Regions from separate parts of the Homo sapiens genome. Here region 1 is linked to region 2. A link is an interaction called in ENCODE POLR2A ChIA-PET data of the cell type or tissue named here. Cell type or tissue: Panc1. All regions are shown on one strand. Links, peaks and the distances in the headings refer to the core of each region. The heading gives the core; the rest is flanking DNA.

What was found. ChIA-PET counts read pairs that join two places held together with the same protein. Peaks named below come from ENCODE experiments on the same cell type or tissue, not always from the same donor. Only the 100,000 strongest peaks of a DNase experiment are listed, where the experiment ranks them.
Region 1: POLR2A ChIA-PET joins it to region 2 with 9 read pairs; 1 of 35 experiments calls an interaction of 5 or more read pairs at or near these places.

Annotation. Positions count from the first base shown.
Region 1 is chr2:226,736,742-226,748,692 of GRCh38, forward strand. All of the region lies in intron 1 of IRS1 (insulin receptor substrate 1), which reads right to left. Among named protein-coding and RNA genes, the nearest start is that of IRS1, 57 kb to the right of the region's middle. In Panc1, for the core only: no CTCF peak of the experiment used is centred there; no DNase peak of the experiment used is centred there; H3K27ac peaks cover 1,097 bases.
Region 2 is chr2:225,733,004-225,744,954 of GRCh38, forward strand. It overlaps LOC105373914 (a long non-coding RNA gene), which reads right to left. Exons shown (of 7, transcript XR_007088110.1): 3 at 6,625-6,696; 4 at 2,578-2,633. Among named protein-coding and RNA genes, the nearest start is that of NYAP2, 340 kb to the left of the region's middle. In Panc1, for the core only: no CTCF peak of the experiment used is centred there; a DNase peak (open chromatin) is centred at 3,028; H3K27ac peaks cover 3,614 bases.

The DNA of each region.
Region 1 (11,951 bases), core at 2,022-10,021, 1.0 Mb after region 2:
AATTTTAGATGCAAAGGGAGACCCAAGCAAAACGGACCTACTGAATCATTAAATAAGAAAACAAAAAGATTCAGATTTACGTCTAATAGAAATAAGTTATTTAGGCAGAAGCACAGCATTTCTTCTTTGCAAGTCAAGAAGGTAAATTTTAAAGGGTCACTATCCGTGATTCCCCTTCAGAGTGAAGACTCTTTTTTTTTTACTTTTTTTATTATTATACTTTAAGTTTTAGGGTACACATGCACATTGTGCAGGTTAGTTACATACGTATACATGTGCCATGCTGGTGTGCTGCACCCACTAACTCGTCATCTAGCATTAGGTATATCTCCCAGTGTTATCCCTCCCCCCTCCCCCCACCCCACAACAGTCCCCAGAGTGTGATGTTCCCCTTCCTGCATCCATGTGATCTCATTGTTCAATTCCCACCTATGAGTGAGAATATGCGCTGTTTGGTTTTTTGTTCTTGTGATAGTTTACTGAGAATGATGATTTCCAATTTCATCCATGTCCCTACAAAGGACATGAACTCATCATTTTTTATGGCTGCATAGTATTCCATGGTGTATATGTGCCACATTTTCTTAATCCAGTCTATCATTGTTGGACATTTGGGTTGGTTCCTTTTCAACCTCATAAAGCATCTTTTACTCAAGTATTACACTACCTAGTCTTTTACAGGTCCTTGTTTTTCATGCATTCAAAACTTATCTATAAATATCAGTATCTACAGAGTGCATCAAAGGGTATTTAGCAGAGAGTAGATCAGAAATACTTGTTGAATGAGTACGTGGTTGCACTAAATACTAGGAAGTGTAGAAAGCTGGATTCTGTTGGAAGCCCTGCCTTCTAGTAATTCTAGAAAGGAAGGCAAGTTCTGTTCATAAATACATGGCATGTGAAGTAGACATCAGTACATGCCAAGATACATGCATGGGGGCAATAGCTCTAGACACATGGAGGATGGAAAGAATCCTCCCAGCTAGGGGTGTAAGGGGAGCATCTCACTGACACACCTGGCTTGGTTTTGGAAGAAAAAGAATAATGTGGGGATGTGGAAACTGGGATTGTGTCTATGTTGCTTTGGTGTTGCAGTCCCAGAAGATAACACAAGGCTTGCCACGTGGTAGTACTTAATAAATAGGAGTTAAATAAATGAAAAGGAAAAGGACGCTTCCCATTGAGAACATATGACAAGGTCCTACAGGGTGAGATGGTAGCCGTGAGCAGGCTCAAGTAGAGGATGTGGCTTCACTGGACCCCAAGATATCTAAGGAGGGATAGAAGGAATTAAGTCTACAAATGTAGCTTGAGGTAGATGGTGAAGAACCTTGAATGACAAGCTAAGAGGACTTTATCTAATTATAGAGACAACAAGGACATGCTACATTGACATAAGGTCAAGATGTAGCAGTAATAATGCATATCACCTACAAGGATAGTGACAGCTTCCAAAATACACGCAACGTAAGTGTGGACCGATATATTAGGGTGGAGCAAAAGCAATTGCGGTTTTTGCCATAAAATAAATTGCAAAAACCACAATTACTTTTGGACCAACCTCATATCTTTTTCCCTCTGTCTCCTCTTGAAGGGAATGATCATGGCTGGCATCAGTCATCATTCATTACGCAATGGTTTTCTGATAAGTCAAAGTTTACCAAATGATGACTCTAGTTTTAGGAGATTTCTATTTATTTTTAAATATTAACTCTGCCTCTAAAAGACAGGTAAACAAACTGTATTTTTAACTCACTAATAAAGACTTGGCATGACGATCACAATATAAAAACAAACAAAAAAGGAAGCATTCCAAGTTTGCCCCTTTAATTGCCAGAGAAACAGGATTTACTCTGTGTGTCTACAATTGTGGTGTCCACAAATGAAAAGAAAGCCCGTCCCTTCACAAGCCATTGGTATGCTAGGAAACTCCCCACAACAAGCTCCAGATCTCTTATTTACTGTCAAGATTCTCCTGAATGCATATAGGAATGTTCCCACCAGAATTTCTAGATTAGCGCTTAACAGAGCTTCACAGCTCTGGGCCTCTAATTAGGCAGGAAGGCCACACTTTATTAAAGGACTTGTGACAAACAAACAAACTGCCGAACATAAAATGGGGGAGAAAGCAAAGGGCATATGGTATGTTTTTCATTTCATATCTGGCTCTTCTCCAGAAGGGGTGGGTAAACAGCTTAGTACAGGAACACACTGTACCCTCTTTTATCATCACACGTACCAACCTGCACGGATGCATAAGGACAGAGACCCAGGGCCCTGTGAGGAGAGGGAAAAACAGGTGGCTTCACTGGGTGCTGAAATCTGTTGCTTTGGGCCACTTGGAAATGATCTCTGTCATTATCCACAAGTATGTTCAAAGAGCAGGGAATAAAAGGACGTATCAAGTGCATCGACACCTTCCTTCCAAAGTCTTACTTAGCACACTACTTTTCAAAGCCCCTTATCTTAAGTCCTGATCAACACTTGTCTCAAAAGGGAAAGTCTGAAGTTCACACCTGTTTGTCTTTGTACAGGGTGTGTGTATCTGTGTAGGCACATAAAGTTTAGCTACCAAATAATGACATGGACATCCTTCAGTGAGAACTGTCCTTCACAACAGCCAACTTGGGGGCTGCATACTTATTCCAGTCATGCAGCCATTGTTTGCAGCATTTTTGGAATGCCTGCTCAGCCTTGGGCATATTCTTTTGAATAGTCTCTATAGCAGCCAGTCTTAGCCCTCTGAGGACACGTTTGATCTTTGGAGACAGCCAAAAAGCTTTGAGAGCCAAATATGGTGAATAATGGGACTGATTAAGCTGGGTAATTGTTCCCAGCGAGGTATTATCTAAAGCCAAAGAGTTCCGAAACCGAAGTTCCAAAATCAGAGTTGTGTACAACACTTGCTCTGATGAGTTTGTTGGAAAGGAAGTCTCCTCACTTTAGAGACAGACCTCAACATATGCTTAATGAGACTAAAGTTCATCTGTCTGTATCTCCCTAGCTCCACATACTCACAATCAAGCAAGGCTGAACTTGAATAAAGCAACTCACTCAAAAAAGGCAAACATTTGCGTAACTTAATATATTTTTTAAAAAAGAAAAAAGCAATGCCCATACTAGGGTCTTGCAGTCAGTCATTCAATGCAATAAGCATAAATACAATGATAAAGACTGGAATAAGCAGGGGAAAAGCCCGCATAGGCGTACATATGTTTAATACACTTTATATATACACCACTTCAATTGACTGAAGGGAGACAATTGACAGACCAGAGGTAGCAAATATTGCTACAAAGTTTTACAAATGCAAAAATTCATTTGTAACAGGCAGAAACTGGAAACAAAAAGGCAAAACATTTCCTTAAGAGAAGACACTGCAAATATCAAGTGGTGATATTCCTACAATGCATTCTGTCTGGTTACATCATTGGGGAATAACTTCTGAAGGCAGAAATACAATGCACCTGTCACGAGATTTAGTAGCAGGAAATTACATTTTGACAAAATTTCATCACCACATCAGTATCTACTATGTCCTTCTGCGTGTATATTCTTGTAAGATAAAACCCACCTAATCCTGTTGCCAGTAATGAAAAATGTAATTTTTAAAGCATTATCAAATAAGTCAACACTTGAGCAATGCTACTTGACACCTATGGATTATTGCATTATTGCATCTAGTAGGAATTTACATCTTCTGGGTTCTACCCACTTAAACTATGCCTATAATAGCTGAAAAACAAATAAAGACTTTGCTTCCTTTTACATTGTCTCAGCTTACTGATCGTTTTTACTGGGAAAGCAGCTGGAAACAGCACAAGAGTATAAGTGTGATGGAAAGATCTGTACACTCAGCAATGCATTCTTGGTCAGAACAATTGACAAATGTTTTCATCCTGTATTTATATGTTTTGAAACTTCTTGCCAATATGTTAAATCAAGGGCAATATAGTAATAAAAATCTAGTTGGGGCATTGCTAGTCGTTTCTACTTTTACTAGGGAAATAAGAGTAAAATATTTTAAGTTGCTTGGCCACTGTCACATACTAAATTGTTAGAAAGTAACTCTTCCTTATCCAACTGTGCTTTAAAAAAATGACCGTAGTGATGACCTTTTTTCAATAGAGGTCATTGTTTGAAATCTTATATTGTAGATGGAACTAGAAAATTAATATAAATTAATTTCCTCCACTTAAAGAAATGAATCAAAACAGCATATTTCTCTTTCAGTTAACATAAACAGCTGTGTGCTTTTTAAAAAAAAAAGTATCTTGAATATAATACAGAAAATGTATAAAATACAGGAAGATGTAAAGAAGGAATAAACATGACTTATATTCCCCATCACCAGAAAAACCACTACTCAGCTGTGGTTGTAATTTCACAATCTACTTAAAGGATTTGAACTTTTAAAATGCTGCATTTAATGTCCCCTCAAAAAGTCTAAGTAGGAAAGGAAAATACTGTTTTAATCATACTTAGATCTTTCCCATTCTTAAAAATCCATGATGAGAAAAATTTTTGAAATGTTACCCAACTTTTTAAAGCATCCTGGTATTCCATCCCTTTGCCATCATCCCAACGCATTGTATAATATGGGGAGAGTAGGAATTTGAAAGTAGGAAAATCTTCTGGCTCCCTGGCTTTAGTTTCCAAAAGCCTCAGTATTTAAAGGAAGGGCACAGGCAAAATATTTGGAAGAGCCAGGAGAACAGAAGGATTCCTCTCAGGTTAGAAAAGATTCCCTTCATGAGAGCAGAGGGGTCAGTGGGTAGCTCTGTACTTTGCAAGATTCTGACAATGATGCCTGTAACCTCTCTCTATTCTGTCTTCCCACGTCTGTTGATTTCCTATTTCACACAATTACATTAAACTGCATACCCCTCCCTCCTACCACAATTCTTCAGTTACCTCACTGCTGATACACTTAATTTACAGTACCACTAACTGGAAGCAAATCATGTCTTCTAGAATGCTTATTAATAAAGCACCTTACAACACACACATTCAGCATACCTGAATCTGGCAAATGAGCCCAGTAAACACACACACACACACACACACACACACACACACACACACATAACACACACACACATATTATCATCAGTCTCAAATACCTTTATAGTTCTGGTAATAGATGGGTGTTGTTCATTAAAATTCATACCTCCATAAAATCCCACTATAAAATCTCAGATGAATAAAAATGACCACTGACCTATGGATAGACTGTGAAACGCTTATTAAAGGAAGTTCCCAGCTTAAAGCCTTGGTTCTAGCATTTGAGTTAGTAGCACAGAAGGAGGAAGCTGCATTCTCCTGGTCCAGCGCTATTAACTATGGTCATATTGCTGATACAAAAAGAAGAGCTAAATCCAGAGAGCCTCTAAAGTCTGGGACATGGGATAATCTCCCCGTTCTTTACAAGGGACAGCTGGGAAGTATGGGGGCAAGCTGAAGCTTGGAAAAGGAGAAAACTAACCAGTGAATTCTCAATTCTCAACTCTAAGGCCTTCAGATCATAATCACACACATCAAGTGAAGATTGAGCTAAAGTTAGAGGTAAGACCAACATGTTTGCTACTTGGATGTTGAAAGGAGAAAGCCATTTTAGCTAAAGAAAGGAAACCAACTTCTTTTAAAACAGGCCAGGATTGAGCTGGAAAGAACTTGGTTTTGTGGTCTCAAATGGCAAAGGGTAAGCCAACCAGCCAAGCCAGTGCTTTAATGGAGCTGCTTAAATAGCACTTTTGCCTGGTGCAAGTCACATGGGAGAGGGCTGGTGAAAATAACAAGGTTGCTGGCCAGATCTTCCAGTGCGCAGGGTTGCCAAGGAAGAAAATTCAGGGAGAGTTGCCAACATATGAGAGGCCATCTCGCTCCAGTTCCCCTTTTGTCCCAGTGAAAGAGCTTCTGGCAGGGCTGGTGACTTCAGGAGACCACCAATGAAGAAAGGCACACGCATTATGAAAAAAAAAAAAAAGAAGACCGAAAGGCGACCATCAAGCCTGTCAGCTCTGGCAGAGGCTACTGGGCTGAATTCTGTCAGTCTCGTGAATTTCTCCTTCCCCAGCTACCAAAGGCAGAAGGAGATTCCAGAAACTTTTCAGGATGGTTAGGAATTTGTGGAGAAGGCAGACCAAAACAACATTTAGTTCTCAGTAATTAAAAGTATTCTGTCAGTGATATATTAAGGAAATCTGAATAAATATTAATACATCTTTTAAGCCAAAGAATATCCACTTCTGTTATTTCCCATTCTTTTTATTAACAGGAAGCATGCTGATAAAGAAAATGAGGTCAAGACCATAACAGCTCCTCCCCTCAATTGCAAATCAAAATGTTTCCAATCTCCCTTTTACCAATACTATAGTTTGTCCTATGTACATGACAGATTCAAGGTAAAAGGACTTAGGAAAAAAAAACAAAAAAAAAAAGTCCCTCTTCATTTCAAGTCAGACCACACGTACTCTCAGGCAGGAAGATTTAATTTTTTTTTTTTGGAGACAGAGTCTCACTCTGTCACCCAGGCAGGAGTGCAGTGGTGCCATTTCAGCTCACTGCAACCTGCCCCTCCTGGGTTCAAGCAAGTCTCCTGCTTCAGCCTCCCAAGTAGCTGGGATTACAGGTGCACACCACCACACTTGGCTAATTTTTGTATCTTTAGCAAAGACGGGGTTTCACCGTGTTGGCCAGGCTGGTCTCGAACTCCCAACCTCAGGTGATCCACCCGCCTCGGCCTCTCAAAGTGCTGGGATTACAGGTGTGGGCCATCGTGCTCAGCCAGGAAGCTTTAATTTTAACAGAGCTCAACCAAAATAAACCTGTTACGAAAAGACATGAAGGTAATATGACAGAATATTCCCTACTAAGTGAGAATGTCATACGAATGTCTTTCTTCTGCTTTCATGGGCACTATTTCTGCAGCATCCTTTCCCTCACAGAAATTACATTTCAGTTCTGAGGTTTCTATTGTAATTTCACATCACTTTTGGGTTTGGGGTTTTGTTTGTAATGGTCAGATTACAGGATACAGGTTTTATAGGTCTGGCTTTGATACAAACCAGTAGACTTGCATTAAAATCAAAACTTCATTTAGTGTATGGATGGTGAAAATTGTGTGCAAAACTGTTTCTATAATTAGACAAAAGGGAATCAGGCAGAGCCTATTTTCACTGCCTTTGCTTTTTTTGTTAAAAACTAATAGATTTCTCATTCTTTGCCCTCTCCCTGGAGTCAAATTGCTTCAAGAAAGCAAGCGTCTGATTTTACATTTGAGTAACTGTCTGACTACCCAATTGTTTCTCAAGCATCATCAGTTTTTCCATAATAGCCCAGGAATCAGGCACCAAACAAGCATTTGCATAGACAACCCTGGTCTGCAGCGGACTGAGGTAAGAATCATTAACACCACTGACATCACTTTTGGCAGCTGGAGAAGTGGGAAAACCTGTGTTTAATCTATTTCCTACTCACCGCAAGTTTTAGCTAGAGTCCCCGATAATATGGGTTGTGGTTCACTTTATGGAAGAACTTGGTCATGTAAGAAAAATCTACTGAATTGAACAAGCATCTTCCAAAACAACCATGAGGTACCTCAGCTGTGGGGCCATGATCTTCCCATAGGTTTTTCTGATCCTTAAACAGGCCTAACAGAGGACAATGCCACTCCCAATAGTTTCTAATAGGGGCAAGCTCAACCTCAGTAGAAGATTTTCCCTACAACATACATCTAAGGCAGGGGTCCTCAATTCCCAGGCTGTGGACCAGTAGAGATCCATGGCCTGTTAGGAACCGGGCTCCACAGCAAGAGGTGAATGGTGGATGAGCATAAGCACCTGAACTCGGCTTCCTGTCAGATCAGCAGCGGCATTAGATTCTCACAGGAGTGTGAACCCTATCATGAACCGTGTATGCAAGGGATCTATGTTGCACATGCTCTTTATGAGAAAATAATGCCTGATGAAACCATTCATCCCCTCACCCCCAGCCATGGAAAAATTGTCTTCCATGAAACCTGTCACTGGTGCCAAAAAGGTTGGAGACCCCTGATCTAAGGAACGTCTCCAGGAAGCCATCATCTTACAGAAGCAAAAAAGGTTTAGCCTTTGTTTTCCTTTCTGCATTGAGGAGAATATCAGGGGGAAAACGTTGAGAAGAATTTGATCTGGGATTCTTTGAAGCGAACTGTTCTTTAAAAAAAAAAACAAAGTGGTCTAACTATTGAAGAAACACTCCCTCTCTGAAACCAGCTGAAACTGATTATAATACAAGTATATGGCAGCATATTTCAAATGTATTTGACCCACAGTTCTCATTTGCTTTACCTGAAGAATATCTGTTATGGAAATGCAAGTCATAAAGATTTCTGGGCTATGATAGTAATTCTTCAACAAAAGTCAATGTAAAAGGAGCAAGGAAAAGTATACCATTCATCTTAGATTTCAGAAGGCCATACACAGGCAGGAACCATATTAATTAGCTCATGTTAAAGAGAAAGCTATTAACTGTTGCTTACAGTAAAGTAATAATGCAATAAATGTGTGTTTCCCTTGAGTTGCCTCTTTCTGAGTGACAAGTGAGTAACCTGTATGCGATTTTGAATTAAAAAATGTACTTTAGGGAATTCAACCCCAAAAAAGGTTATTTTCAGAATGAAGATGGAACTATTACATGGCTGTCATGCTTTTTAAAGACTGATAATTTTGTTTAAGTCAAAACTTATTTCTGAATTAAAATTTGAAAGGAAACTAAGACAAGTTCCATTATCCCATCTCTCAGTGTTCTTTTCTCTGTGATTTCAGGCAAGTTGCTCACCCTCCAAAATCCCAAATGTTTTCGTCTGTAACACAGGAGAGCATTGCCCATTTCACAGGGTTCTCGTTGAGATTAAATGAGATAATACATGACATTTTCTTATCATTGTGCCTGACACATAATAAGCCCTCAATCATTAGCTCTTAGTGTAACTACTGTTATGAAGAACTAGAAACCCTTGGATCCCACATCTTTTCCTGATACCTGAAAACACACCAGCCAAAAACACTGTGGTGGAACTAGCAAGCAAGGATGAATCCACCAACCAAATGCCAGGCAAGGACTGAATCAGAAGCCAAAATGAGGATGCATCTTGCGAAGAGAGGACAAAGTTATTTCAGAAAGGAGGAAGGGGAAAATGCCAGAACAAAAAGAAAAAGTAAAAGTAGCAGTAGTAGTAAGGCTAAAGATATGATATGTAATACAACGTTATACAAGGACCTGTCTACCTACACAGGAAAGAGTACAAATTCAATATTGAGACAGTAGCATTCACGTACAAAGGGGAAGATCTCAAATGAATGCTATCTACAGAAACATCAGAAAGGCCACTTTTATTGCTTGAAAAAAATCAGAAGCTTGAAGCCCCCCACTCTTTCTAAGTCTGCTAATGAAAGACTTCTAATACTACTGAAAGTATTTACAAAGAAATCACATGAATATGCTTAAATGGGTGTTCAGTGAGATTCTTATGCATTATTTCTAGGTTCTAAAGCATGTTTATGATTGTTGGGGGTGGGGGCAGGGAATTGGGTGGCTTTTGTTTCCAAATTCTTTTCCCCAATCTCTCATCTGAAGGAACTGAACAGGAGTGTGATCTAGCCAGTCAATGCTGCTTGAGTAACTTGATGAAAAATTGAAATTGCTGCCAGATGCACATCTAATTGTTGGCAGCTGGAAGAGGAGGGAGGGAAATCTCAGAAAGTTAATCTAAAATAATTGATAATGCATCCACTGCTTGCAGCTCTAAGGTCACTGAGGCAGACAATGGTGCAAATTTCTAACTGACTGCCTTGTGTAAAGAGGCAAAATTTTTCCAGTTGACAATGAGGGGTCGACCTTTCACCTACTGACCCCAAAGCTCCTGTTCTTTTGCTTTCATCTTTCAAGTCTTACTTCCACTTTGCTCCTGCCCCTCTCTATTTTCTCCATTATCTGACATTTCAGCCTCTTTCTTTTTAATGTGGAAAAAGCCACTTGCTTAAAAGTTTCCTAGCAGCATTCTTTTTTTTTTTTTTTTTTTTTTGAGACAGAGTCTTGCTCTGTCACCCAGGCTGGGCTGCAGTGGCTTGATCTCAGCTTACTGCAACTTCTGCCTCCCAGGTTGGAGCGATTCTCCTGCCTCAGCCTCCCAAGTAGCTGGGACTACAGGCACGCACCACCATGCCTGGCTAATTTTTGTACTTTTAGTAGAGACGGGGTTTCACCATGTTGGGTAGGTTGGTCTCGAACTCCTGACCTCAGGTGATCCACCTGCCTCTGCCTCCCAAAGTGCTGGGATTGCAGGTGTGAGCCATCATGCCCAGCCCTAACAGCATTCTTAAACGAAACTGCATATCACATTATTGCAGGGTTGAGCTGCTTGTCTGGCTGAGCTAAAAGCACCCCATGGACAGTTGTGCCCCATTCTTAATAAACAGGTAGTGACAACTTTTAGCTAAGGAACCGCCATTAAGAAGTATTTATAGTGACTGTTATGGACTGAAACATGTCTTTCCTTGCAATTTATATGTTGAGATCCTAACCCTCAACATGATGGTATTAGGAGGTGGTGCCTTTGGTAGGTAATTAAGTCATGAGGGTGGAGCCCTCATGGGTGGGATAAGTGCCCTTATGATGAAACATGAGAGCTTGCTTTCTGCTCTCTACCACAGGAGGCTACAATAAGAAGACGGCCATCGTAAACCAGGAAGAGGGCACACCAAACCAGGGTCTGTGGTGCCTTGTTCTTGGACTTACCCGCCTCCAGAACTGTGAGAAATAAATGTGTGTTGTTTAAGCCACCATCAACTCAATTTTGTAATAACAGCCCAAACTAAGACAGAGACTCTGAGGGGACTACAGTCCCAAGGGAAATAAATGGGGTCACCTTCAGACCCATGGAAGGGCCAGACAGAAGCCATCCATCTGGCCTTTGGCAGAAACACGCTCATGAGGCTCAACCAATTTCTCTTTGCAGACACCCTCCAGTCTCCAAGCATTTCACTAAATCTCTAGGGTAATGGTTCTCAATTTGTGTGGGTGAAAAAACTTTGCCCCACAGGGAACATCTGGCAATGTCTGCAGGTATTTCTGCTTGTCACAACCAGGAAAGGGGTTGGGGAGGAGAGATGCTACTGGCTTCTAATGGGTAAGGGCCTGGAATACTACTAGACACCTTACAACACAGTGGAGAGTCTACTGCAACAAATTAACAGTTTAATAAAATGGAGAAAATACCTGGTTTCACAATCATTTGCAAAGCTCAGGGAGATAATGAGATAAGGCTGCAGTGAACAAGGAGACACATTACTTACGTGACCCATTCATCACGCTCATTGCCCTCAAATCTCTGAGAGTCCAAAAAAAAAAAAAAATCCTCAAGGGCCAGGCATGGTGGCTCACACCTGTAATACCAGCACTTTGAGAGGCCAAGGAGGGCAGATCACATGAGGCCTCAGGAGTTCAAGACCAGCTTGGCCAAATGATGAAACCCCATATCTACTAAAAATACAAAAATTTGTCAGGCATGGTGGTGCACATCTGTAATCCCAGCAACTCAGGAGGCTGAGGCACAAGAATCACTTGAACCCAGGAGGTGGAGGTTGCAGCAAGCTGAGATCTAGCCACTGAACTCCAGCCTGGGAAACAGAGCGAGACTCTGTCTCAAAAAAAAAAAAAAAAAAAAAACCAAACCAAAATGTTAAATATTAGATTCCTTCTGTTCCAGAATTAGTAGACTTTAAAAAATAAATTCACTTTAAAAAATAAATCCACTAAATTTATTCTCTAAGAGGCTATTCCTAAATCAGAACACTGTTTCATAGAGGTTTTCCCTACTTTATAAGATAAATATCCACACCTCGGAAGATAATTTATGATCAAAAAACAAACAAACAAAACAAAACCCAGTAGTCAAATGCAAGACTGAG
Region 2 (11,951 bases), core at 2,266-10,265:
AATGAGAAGATAAAATAACCATATGACACAGGCATGACTATGAGAGTGATGTGCAAAGCTGCATGAACTAACTCACATCCCTTGGCATAATCCTTTCTCCCTTGACTAAAACACATCCCTTTAGGAATGCTTTCTATTATTTTGTGCAGGGGAAAGTTCTTTCCATCAGATCATATGTGATTTCAAATGAAATATATGAGATACAATAAAACCCAAGCCAACACCATTAAACCCATCTAGAAGGAGTGTTACATCCTGGGTTTGTCATAGGTGTAGTTTAAAATGCCTACAATGATTCAAATCCCTTAATTCTCATTTTAGTTAGTCAATTATGGTGCTGGGACCTCCCAAAATACCCTAGTTGTTAGATATTCCAAGATGGCACAAGAGAATGCCCGGGATATTCTAAGTGTAATATAAACTTGTTGATGTGATTCCCTAATTATGGAAGGGAGGGGTTTCATATTGCTCAATAAGATGGTGCTGCCAGTAAAATTTGCAGAGTGATTAATCAGGACTTTATTTTAAGTTCAGGCAACAAATTTCAACTTGACAAGGTCTGCCTATTCTATTACTTCTCCCTGAATTCTGTTCCTAGGCCTGTGGTCTGAGCATATGACTGTAGAGAAGCCAGTGTCAGATACCCTGTGGTTGTCGGGGAGCATCTCTTTGCAGGGTCTTAACCCTTCCCCCGGCCTCTCTCCTCTGTGAGGTCCTGCCTCTTTTTAATGGGTATCTTGTGTTAGGCACCTCCCTAGTCTGAACCAGAGCTGCCACTCCACGGGAGGAAGGGATGCTTTAGATCTTGATATGAAAAAGGAAAAGGGGGCAAGAACTCACTGTGACCTTATAGCATGACTTTGATGCAAGGGGTCTTAATGGCAATCAGATCTTTACATAGTGAAGATTAACCTCTTGTTTGCATAGTGCCTGTCTCTTGTTAGGTGTTTCCCTGCCTTGCTTTGCACTGCATCATAGAAGAAATGTTTGCTATTGCCTTAGCCTGGATGGAGTGAGGGTCTGTGTTCAGCATAGAACGGGATAAAACCTACCTGCTCTACTACACAATCAGAACAATTACCATTTGTTCTTTGATCCCTGAGGTTTCCTTGGCTTGGTGGGGGATGGGGGTCTACACAAACATTTGCCTGAGACACTTTGAGAAAATACTCTGCTTATTTTATTAGGTATGAAGATCAAGGGTATATTGATCATCAAACAATTTAAACCCTTTGGTTTAGCAAATATGGTTTTTGTTTCTACACTAGCGTGTTTATACATATATTCCTCTATGCAAATGTATGCTAATATATATACATGCATATATATGTGTGCTTTATATATAAGTGAATATGTGTATGTATGTATGTACATGTATACCTACCTATTTATCTATCTACCATGCAAAGATAGGTCCTGAAGTTTGGGACCTATCTTTGCATGATGGATAGATAAATAGATAGGTACACATGTACATACATACATACATACATACACATACTCGCAGAGTGAAATTGGTCTGTATAGTTATGTAGTGGTAGCAAGGAAAGTCAGGAGTAACTCATAAACTGGTATGAGGAGAAGAGTGAGCCAGAGAAGGACTCTTGGGGGAAAGGAAGAAACCTAGACCAAGATAGGATATCAGAGATTGAGGAAAAAGATGGTTCATGAGAATTTCTCTGCAATGGAATTGGTCAATATAGTTAATTCATTTTGATATCAAATATTCACAATTTGCTTCTTGTTTTGTGCTGAGGCACAGCAACAATTTTCACCACCTCCAACTTTTATTGAGAAGTTTCGCCTGCACTAGCTGCATGAAGAAGATGCCAGCTGGAGCCCAACAGCAGGGAAGACTCAACCAGCAGTGGTGGAGTGGGCAGCAGGTACTCCCTGAGGGTGGAAGGTGGGCCGGATGGAGGCTGGGTACTGCCTCACATGTGAAGGGTCACCCATGTGGCAGATCCAGGCCAGTTAGCCCAATGGTTCTCCACAGGGTATGATTTTGTCCCCCAGGGGACCTCTGGCAATGTCTTGAGACATTTTGGTTGTCTTAATGGAGGACAGGACAACTGGCATCTGGAGGAAGAGGCCAGAGATGTTACTAAACATTCTATAACACACAAGTCAGGCTCCACAACAGAGTTATCCACCTCCAATGTCAATAGCGCTGAGGTTAAGAAACCCTAGGTTAGACATACACATTTTCAATTATAGCAGGATGCAATTTAAATTCCTGGCATTGAACATAGAACTTTAGAAAATGTCCCTTCTCCATGTTCTAAAAGATTCTACATCCTGTGGTTTGAGGAACTCCCCCATCTTTTTTTTTTCCCACTCAGCCCTCCCTTTCTAAACTTCACCGCCCCACTCCACACCTCAAAGAGTGAAGGGGCTAGCTGACATATAACTAAAGCTCTGAAGTGGAAAGAAGGCAATATTTCAGATTGCAAAAAAGGACTTGAGATTAATATTATTAATGAACAATAGTTAAATAGTCTAGCACTTTTGTCAGAGACATATTGTGTGGCTTTGATCTTTTTATATACTTCATGAGTTCTTGATCCAAGTTCTCACCTTGCTTTCCATACATGGGTCTTTATGCAGGATTCATTCCCAGGGGAAGTAGATCTCTGGAGGGCAGAATTCACAGGTCAGGGAGTAGTGATCGTCATGAGCTAAACAGTAAAAGTTCCCTTCGTCTTTCCTCCTTTGATGTACACAGCATTTTTGTCACCCTAGTTCCCTGTCAATTTTGTTATTTTGTCATTTTATTCTTTGAAAATTTTAAAGGTTAAAGCTTATGTTAAAGAACATGAAGTGCATGTTATGATTTTAAATTTAAGACTTTAGGAAAATTAGGTCATCCTGAGAGGTCTGCAAAAGAGCAAATCGTTCAGACGTTTGCATCTGCTCATTTTGAAATATACACACACACAATCTGATACCTTCTCCTTGACAAGTGATGTTCCAAATCAGCAGAAATTCTGCCAAGTAATTCATGGGACAGAGCAGAAGGAGAATATGAGTCATTAAAATATAGGCATAAACTTTAGTCAGACAAACTGATGGGATTGCTGCCAAAGAAAAAAATCTTGCAGTTGGGCCACCCTCGTAGATTTCTCCAACAAACTCAGACAGATAGTGCTGTGTTTAGTGACTAGATTCTATGGCTCTGAATTATAGCACCTATCATTTCATTGTTTCAGAGGAGAACTATTTGAGTGAAAATATTATTTCAATGCAAATAATAGAAGGATAAAGAAAGTGGCACTCATTTCTCTGAAAGTTTTTACCTTGTGTACTGGAAATAAGAAAAGGAGGCATTGAATCTACTTGGGAATCTGAGTCGAGATTCTTAAATCAGGATTTTTAAGCTTTATCATCCATAAAAACCACCTAGACCACATATTAAAGGTGCATATTCCTCCTATGGATTCTGATACAACAGGCATTTTTCACAGGCTCTAAAGGGGTTAATGGTATGTGGATTCCACTTTATAAAAAGGCTGTCAAGTAGGCCAAGGCTGTTGGGCATTGGGAAAATAAGTGGGCATATGATAAAGGCTCAATAAATATTTGTTGAATGAATTCTCTCTAGGTCTTAGAAACATATTATTTTTATTTTTCTTTCATGTGAGCAGATTGCCAACAGGCTTATTTGGGTTTATATTGTTTCAGAGAAACTCAAATTTTCCCCATTTATTTATTGTCTGCTTGTGTTATATGAATTTTAGTTGCTGCTGGCAGAAAACTCAAGTTACATTAACTCTCCCCTTTCTAGTAATTTGGTGATCTGGGGCACTTCTTTTGATCTCCTTTGGCCTTTAAAATTTTAACCTCCTTTGACCTTTAAAGTTTTAAAATTTCTAATCTGGGAAGGTTAATAATTACTTTTCAAAATATCATATAGCACTGAAAAGAAAAAAAAGTACATGAAAAAATGCAGTATGAAGTTCTATACCAATGTTATTTGTTTTGTGTTTTTTAGAAATAAATTGTAAACTGGAACTCAGAATTAAATAATAATAGCAGTGGGGATGAAGTCCTTCTAATCCTTTACTCTAGGAAAATGTTTTCCTTAATGACTGGGAGACAGCTGGGTTCAAAGTGAATGCAAGTTAAATGTCAGTCAATGAGTTGAAGTTGTTCCTTTCCCACCTCATTTTGCTTTGTTGTTTCAAGAATCAGCATTACTGAGGCATTGGTTACTTTCATGTTAGCTCAACTCTAAAGATAGAGGTTGTGCAGGCTCTACTGAGGTCAGTTAACCTCTAACAAGAGAATGGACGGTTTGTTGGATGGAAAAGGCTTGTTAAGACAGTCAGACCACTTCTGAGCCTCCCTATCCCAAAAAGCCCCTATTACAATGCATGCATGTTCACTCACACACACAGGTACACACACACACACACACACACACTCCTCTGTAGCAACATTCCTTTAAATTCTTACCTTATAAAAGATAAGTCAGATGTGCTACTCCAACCTCCCCTCTAACTATATATATGCTATATATGCTGAAAGATAGTTTTTTAAGAGTGTTTCTGAGCAATTAAATCTTGGGAGTGGGGAAGGAAGTGAGGGAAACTAATTCCAAAGCTTTCTTTGTCTTTTCTTTCTGATAAAAGAGGTATAAACATTTCTGGGAAATGAATCATCCTGTCAATGCATGAGAAATGCAAATGCTTCCCTATTTAAACCCAACGTATTAAAATAAAATTAAAGAAGAGGAAGAAAGTATGGCTGTAGAGAAAATGTGGTGGGAATTAATCATACTGGCACAAGTTAGCCATACATTGCACAAAACAAGGCAGATTCCAGGGCAGGTGCTGCCTAGCCTGAAGGGCATCATGACCCACCAGGATCTGGCTCAGCTCAGCCTGTGGTTATTTTCTGTATTAGTCAAGATTTCTTGCAGTCCCAAGCATCAGAAGCACCACTTGAATTAGCTGAGGAAAAGAGAGGATTGCACTGGAAGTTGTCTCCCTGAACATAGGATTCATTCTCATGGATGACCCTTCTCCAAGAGGAAGGGAGCAGGAAAACCACCTCCTAAACCTTGAATCTTTCATCTTCAGTGCCCAAGAGGATACTAGCATGGTAGAGTAGGTCAGATTTGAGATACAGACAAGACCTAAAGTCGCAAGGTCTTGGTGTGTGTGATGGTGAGCACGTGTGTGTGTGTGTGTGCGCGCGTGTGCGTTTGTGTGTCTGTGTGTGTGTCCAGGACAGCAATCTGTGGTGGACACAATGATGTGACCCACTGTCCAGATCCCTCTTCAGGAATGAAAGACTCCTATTCAACTCCTGAGAGCGTTGCTGCCGCCCTCTAATGTAGCCCTTTCTAGAGATTTCTCCCACTGGAGAGACTCACCTCTCCCAAGGTCAAACTTGCTTCCTAGCAAACTAGGCATCTGGTGATTGATTGACAGGAACACAGAAAAGCCTGCTCTTCCCTCTCCAACCTAGGGAAGCTCTGAAAGGTCCCTCTGGCCACTCCTGCTCCCTGCCTGTCCACGGGTGTTGAATCCCAGATAACACCCTAACAAAGCTCTGGTCCAGTGACATCTATCTTTTCCTGGGAAAAGCCACCCAGTGACAACTGAGAAGGAAGACAGAACACAATTCTGTAGATCACTAACCTTTAAGATGCAAAAAGAGGAAAGATATATGCTTATGAAAACAGAGAATCGAGAAGGAGAAGACTGGTTCAGAGAGAGCAGTATTATAAGACAGGGTAGTTTCTACCTGATATGCTCTATTGATTTATTTAGGTGAGTATATTGGCTTAGAGTTAGAGAAGAGCATTTGGTGTAGGGTTTTTGAGGAGCATAGTCAAAGTTTAATGGAATCAAGGGGGCTAATCACTGGAATAAGATAAAAGACTGACAAATGGTGTTGAGGATCCAGATGAGACAGAAAAATCTGATGTATCAGCACAAAACTGTGCAATAATATAATTTACTCCTGCATCACTCAGTTTTCAAGACATAGGAGTGAAGAGGATAACTGAAGGAATGATACATATGTGTGGATTTATTTTAAGGGAGGTGGAGTGGTCACATAAAAATCAGAGGCCAAGAGATTTAAGGCAGTAATTAATATAGAAAATATATATCACATACGTGTGTATATATAGATCATTGTTGATTCTTCTACATCAAGGATATTCACATTATTCATATTTTATCCCCAAGCAATAATTAGAAGGAACTTTGCCACATTTTCTTGACTGTTTTAAGAAGGTATTCATTTGCAATAACGTTTAGATGATTATTAATATAATAATGTTATAATTATGAAGCTATCATTTCATTTGCTTTGCTCTGTGTAAACAGTGATAAATTAAAACACACACAATATAGGTATACAACTATATAAGCAATTAAAATAGAAGGTAGGGATTGAGTCTTCTTTATTGATTGGGAAGACAGAGATTTGCAGCCCATGAAATGTGAAAAATATGCTTTAAATTTACTTTCTGTTGACATGATTTCACTTCCCTTTCTAATAATGCAAGTCATCCTTGGGGTTGGAGGATAGAGAATGAGAAGGGTTAGAGAATAACTGGACTCCTATCTTTGGCTTTCCTAGAAGATTGGTGGGGAATAGTCTTCTTACCTTAGGCCGCTAGGCTTGATCTGCCTTGCGATTCTTGCAAGCAGAGCCCTGATGAAATGCAAGGGTAGCTACCTGCAATAAGACAAATAGATGATGAGAACAGAAGACAAGGGAAACCCACGAGGTTCAGATAAAGTGTACAGTTCCCCTCACCCCTACCACCTTGTGCCTCATGTAACACCAACCACAGTCTTCTATCAACTTTCCTACTTGTTTACCAGTCTGTCTCTACCATTAGTGTAGAAGCTCCTTAGGGCAAGATCTGTGTGTCATTTGTCTTTGTGTCTCCAGAACCTGGTCTAGATCGTGGCTTTTGATGTGTTGTACAAGAAATATAGGCTGAAGGAAGGAACTCAACAGATAAATTTGGCAATTATTTTATAGATGTTGAACTAAAATGTCTCAAAACGTAATCATACTGGAGTAAAATTGCTTATTTTTAAGTTATCAACATTTGTAGTAATTCATTACAGAAAGACTTCACATCCCTGCAATCCAGGGTGAGGAATGAGTTGTATCCTTCCTGCCTGGCACAATGTTTGGTGTTTAGCTCAGCAGAAGGTTATTGCAGCTCCACTCCTTCTTCCATATGCTGGGAAAGCTCCACGCAGTTCATTAGGAAGGGTGGGATGGATCAATGCCAGTATTTAGATTCCCAAACTGTTCTCAATTAGGAAATGACTTCTGTGTTTCCCCCATTCAGGTGCTTTTGATTAGCAAGAAGCACAAATACGCAGTCATACAGATATGTGCTCCCACAGTCAGAACCTACAAAAGCGAATCAAGTGCTTATCTGGCTTACATTTCTATACATTCCTTGACACTCACAGATGCTTCTTGAACCTGGCTGGCCTATCCTTGTGCATGGCTGCCAGGCTCCACAAGGTTAACTAAGGAACGCCCAAGGTTGTTTTCATTTTTATACTGGGGTCATGGCCTATAAGATAGAGACATTCTGCTGAACAGCTATGTGACCTCACTAAGCCTCGGCCTTGCTGTCCCTGGAGTTGCTTTTAGATTGTAGGTGGGAATATTTTCCACCACTAACTAATGTTTATGGATCAATTCTAGGTCTTCAGAAGGGAAAGATATAGATAGAAGATAGATAGATAGATGCATATATATATAAATAGAAAATAGTATCCACAATTGACCCCACGTTGCCCATTGCATTTGGATGCTGAGTTAAGATAAGAGCCTCTGAGAACAATGTGGTGGTGGAGAGGCTTCTCTTGTCCTTTTATCTTCAATATTTCCCCCCTCCGCAGCCAGACAGACTTTCTAAGGTCTGCTCAGCTGATCAGTTTACTCTGCTGCTAAAAGGGCAAGGGCTTCCCATGACTTTTCACATGAAAATTGAAATTCCTGACGTCTTCCACAGGCCCCAGCCTCCCTCCATGGCCCCACCTCACGTCAGCCCCACTGAGTCTAGCCCTAGCCCTCAAACCTGCTATTCTTTTTACATGCTCTTCCCTTTATCGGCTTCCCTCGTCCAGATTTCCAGATGACATCATCTCCTCCTAGCACGGGCTTTAATCTCATCATATAATTCTCCTTTAGAGCATTTTACCCAGGTGTAATTTTTATTAGAATTCTGATTGTTTAATACATATCAAGACACTGCCACAGGCAAGACCCATGCCCGGTTCATTCTGCACTGCACTCCAGTGTCCAGTCCTGTGCCTGACACATCAGTAATGGGTGTGCTGAGCTCAGAAAATGGCCAAGAAAAGCTCCCTCATGCCCACCCTGTGTCTACATATGTGCTTTGGCTGTGCCTTTAACTGCTACCCATCGTTTCTACTAAGCCAAATAGATTTTGAGACAGAGTCTTGCTCTGTCGCCCACACTGGAGGGCTGCAGTGTGATCTCAACTCACTACAACCTCTGCCTCCCGGGCTCAAGCAATTCTCCCATCTCAGCCTCCCAAATAGCTAACATAACAGGCATGCACCATCATGCCCAGCTAATTTTTGTGTTTTTTTTTGTACAGACGAGGTTTTGCCGTGTTGCCCAGGCTGGTCTTGAACTCCTGGGCTCAAGCGATCTGCCCACTTTGGCCTCCCAAAGTGCTGGGACTACAGGTGTCAGCCACCGTGTCTGGCCCAAATAGTCTTTCTTGGAAGAAAATTTGATTATTGTATTTTAAGAAAATCAGTCATGATGATCAGTTATTATTTAAGATCAGTTAAAGAATATGCTATGCCTAAATAATGTACAAATTTACAACCTGGCCCAAAAATGAGTGCCTAGTTTCTTCTGCTACCAAAGCACATGGCATATTTTCTTGATTTGAACTTACTATTCCTGCATAATGGGTGCTGAATAAAATGTGTTACCTATATCAATATCAATATATGCCTTTTTCAGCTTCATTCAGCCAGTATGCCAATAACTATTGCAATAATTATACCAATATACCCTAATCATTAATGTTCTTTAAAAAATCCTGCTTCAATTGTTTTATATTTCCCAGGCAATGCAATCTCTATTACCTCATTCACAGTCATCTGTAAAATAAATACCTTCTATCACTAGGTCCAGTAGATGCAAAACCCTAGAAAAGTTTAAACAAATATTTTGATTTTGTTTACGTATGTGCCACCAGCTGCTTAAGAAAATCTGCACTTGAAATAAACAGAAATTACAGAAGAAATCCATATTGTTAACACCTGGATTTAAACACTCAACAAAAAGCCAGAAAGTAAACACTGCAATATTAAATACAATCAGCTGGGAGGAACCTACTCCCCAGTGGATCTGAGAAATTGTTTAATTTCACATAAAAGGGTCTCTGAATAAGTGGTAGGCAAAGGGAACAGAGTACATGGAAAGGGTAGGCTCCCTGTTGTGGAAATAGCCATCTTCTTTCATCAGAGTGGGTGTTGGTGGATTGTTGGAAAGGTTGGAACTCTCCAAATACACAGAGCTTCTCCTCTGACTACACCCTTCCCAGCTTATAAAGAGGACCATTTGACCACACATTCACTTTCCATTAGCAGGAAGCCCACTTACTAAGTAAAGCCAGCAGCTTAATTCAGATAAACACTTACTGAGAGAGCAGTGAGCGCTGTGCTAAGTATCAGGAATACAGAGATTAGTAAAAGGAGTTACTTCCTACAGGGATCTACAATTTAGTGAGGGCTGAAATACCTGTGAAGGATTGTATAATATTCATAATACATGCTGGAATAGCGGTTAGTGCTAGGACTAGCAGTGGCTTAAAGTAGGAAATAATGGACTCTTGCAGGCTTGGAAAAGACTTCTTAGAAGAAATAAGGGCCCATTTGAGTCTTGGAGAATGCCTAGGAGTTTCTCCAATATTTAGCAGAGGAATGATAAGCTGGCAAATATGAAAGGGGTTGCAAATTCACATTTCAGGCATAGAAAACATCATTGCAAAAACAAAGAGGGGTTCCCAGTATTTCCCTGGAGTCTGAGCTTGCACGCAGGGCCAACTGCTATGTGTGTTGATACCTGTATCTGCAGTTGCTGGACCCAACTACACGAGCACATGGCGCCACCTGGGTTATCTCCTCTATTTACACATATGCTCCATTGTCCTGTTGGATTTTACTTCCAAAACACAGAGTCAAATATAAAACTTTTAAGAATTCCAAAATGGTGAGAGTAAAATATTAAACCAAGTGTAGGGTTTTTCTCAGAGCAGGGCTACTGCACAGGTTCAAGCCTATAAAATCAGCCCTGCACTTAGCTCAATGTCAATTAATACATGATCAACAAACTCTCAGTTTTCCCCTCTACCGCCCCTAAATGTAGTGTTAAATAAGCTTGGGATGTGGAAACACATTTGGATGTTGGGGAGGGGAAAGTGGACAGCAGTGGGATGAAGCTGGTATAAGAGACAGAGCCCAGATCAAGCCAAGTTTTATACCGCATGTTGAATTTGGTGTTTACCCTATAGGTCAAGAGGCATCATGGAATGATTTGAGGCAGGGATGTCACAGATGAAATTTGTAGATTAGGAAATCGAATCCTGTGTTCATGTGGTAGATGGATTTGTTGTCTGAAAAATAGGAGAGGGTAAGCCAGGTTTGAGCACTACAGGTGGAGGAATCTTTTATCTCCCCCTGTGGCTGTAGAGATGATTGCTACCAGTTGGTACCTGCCATCTGTTCTAGTTTTGAATGGACATAACCTATTTCTCACACAAGAGTTAAAGTTCTGGGGGTGGTAGTCCTGGTGGTGATGGTGCCTTTTAAATACAAGATGATTTGTATGATATTTCCTGTTAAATCAAGGTTGCCTTGGCTATTTGAGTGATTACATCAAAATCTTGACTCACGTAAGGGTCTTAGTGAGAGGTGACAGGGTGCTGGCAGTCCTCACAGCCCTCGCTCACTCTCGGCGCCTCCTCTGCCTGGGCTCCCACTTTGGCGGCACTTGAGGAGCCCTTCAGCCCACCACTGCACTGTGGGAGCCCCTTTGTGGGCTGGCCAAGGCCGGAGTCGGCTCCCTCAGCTTGCAGCGAGGTGTGGAGGGAGAGGCGCGAGCGGGAACCAGGGCTGCGCGCGGCGCTTGCTGGCTAGCTGGAGTTCCGGGTGGGCGTGGTCTCGGCGGGCCCCGCACTCGGAGCAGCCGGCGGGCCGGCCCTGCCGGCTGCGGGCTATGAGGGGCTTAGCACCCGGGCCAGCGGCTGCGGATGGGGTACTGGGTCCCCCAGCAGTGCCGGCCCACCGGCGCTTCGCTCGATTTCTCGCAGGGCCTTAGCTGCCTTCCCGCGGGGCATGGCTCGGGACCTGCAGCCCGCCATGCCTGAGCCTCCTACCCCCTCCATGGGCTCCTGTGCGGCCCCAGCCTCCCCGATGAGCGCCGCCCCCTGCTCCACGGCGCCCAGTCCCATCGACCACCCAAGGGCTGAGAAGTGCGGGTGCACTGCAGGGGACTGGCAGGCAGCTCCACCTGCAGCCCTGGTGCGGGATCCACTGGGTGAAGCCAGCTGGGCTCCTGAGTCTGGTGGAGACGTGGAGAACCTTTATGTCTAGTTCGGGGATTGTAAATACACCAATCGGCACTCTGTATCTAGCTCAAGGTTTGTAAACACACCAATCAGCACCCTATGTCTAGCTCAGGGTTTCTGAATGCACCAATGGACACTCTGTATCCAGCTACTCTGGTGGGGACTGGGAGAACCTTTGTGTGGACACTCTGTCTAGCTAATCTGGTGGGGACTTGGAGAACCTTTGTGTCTAGCTCAGGGATTGTAAACGCACCAATCAGCGCCCTGTCAAAACAGACCACTGGGCTCTACCAATCAGCAGGATGTGGGTGGGGCCAGATAAGAGAATAAAAGCAGGCTGCCCGAG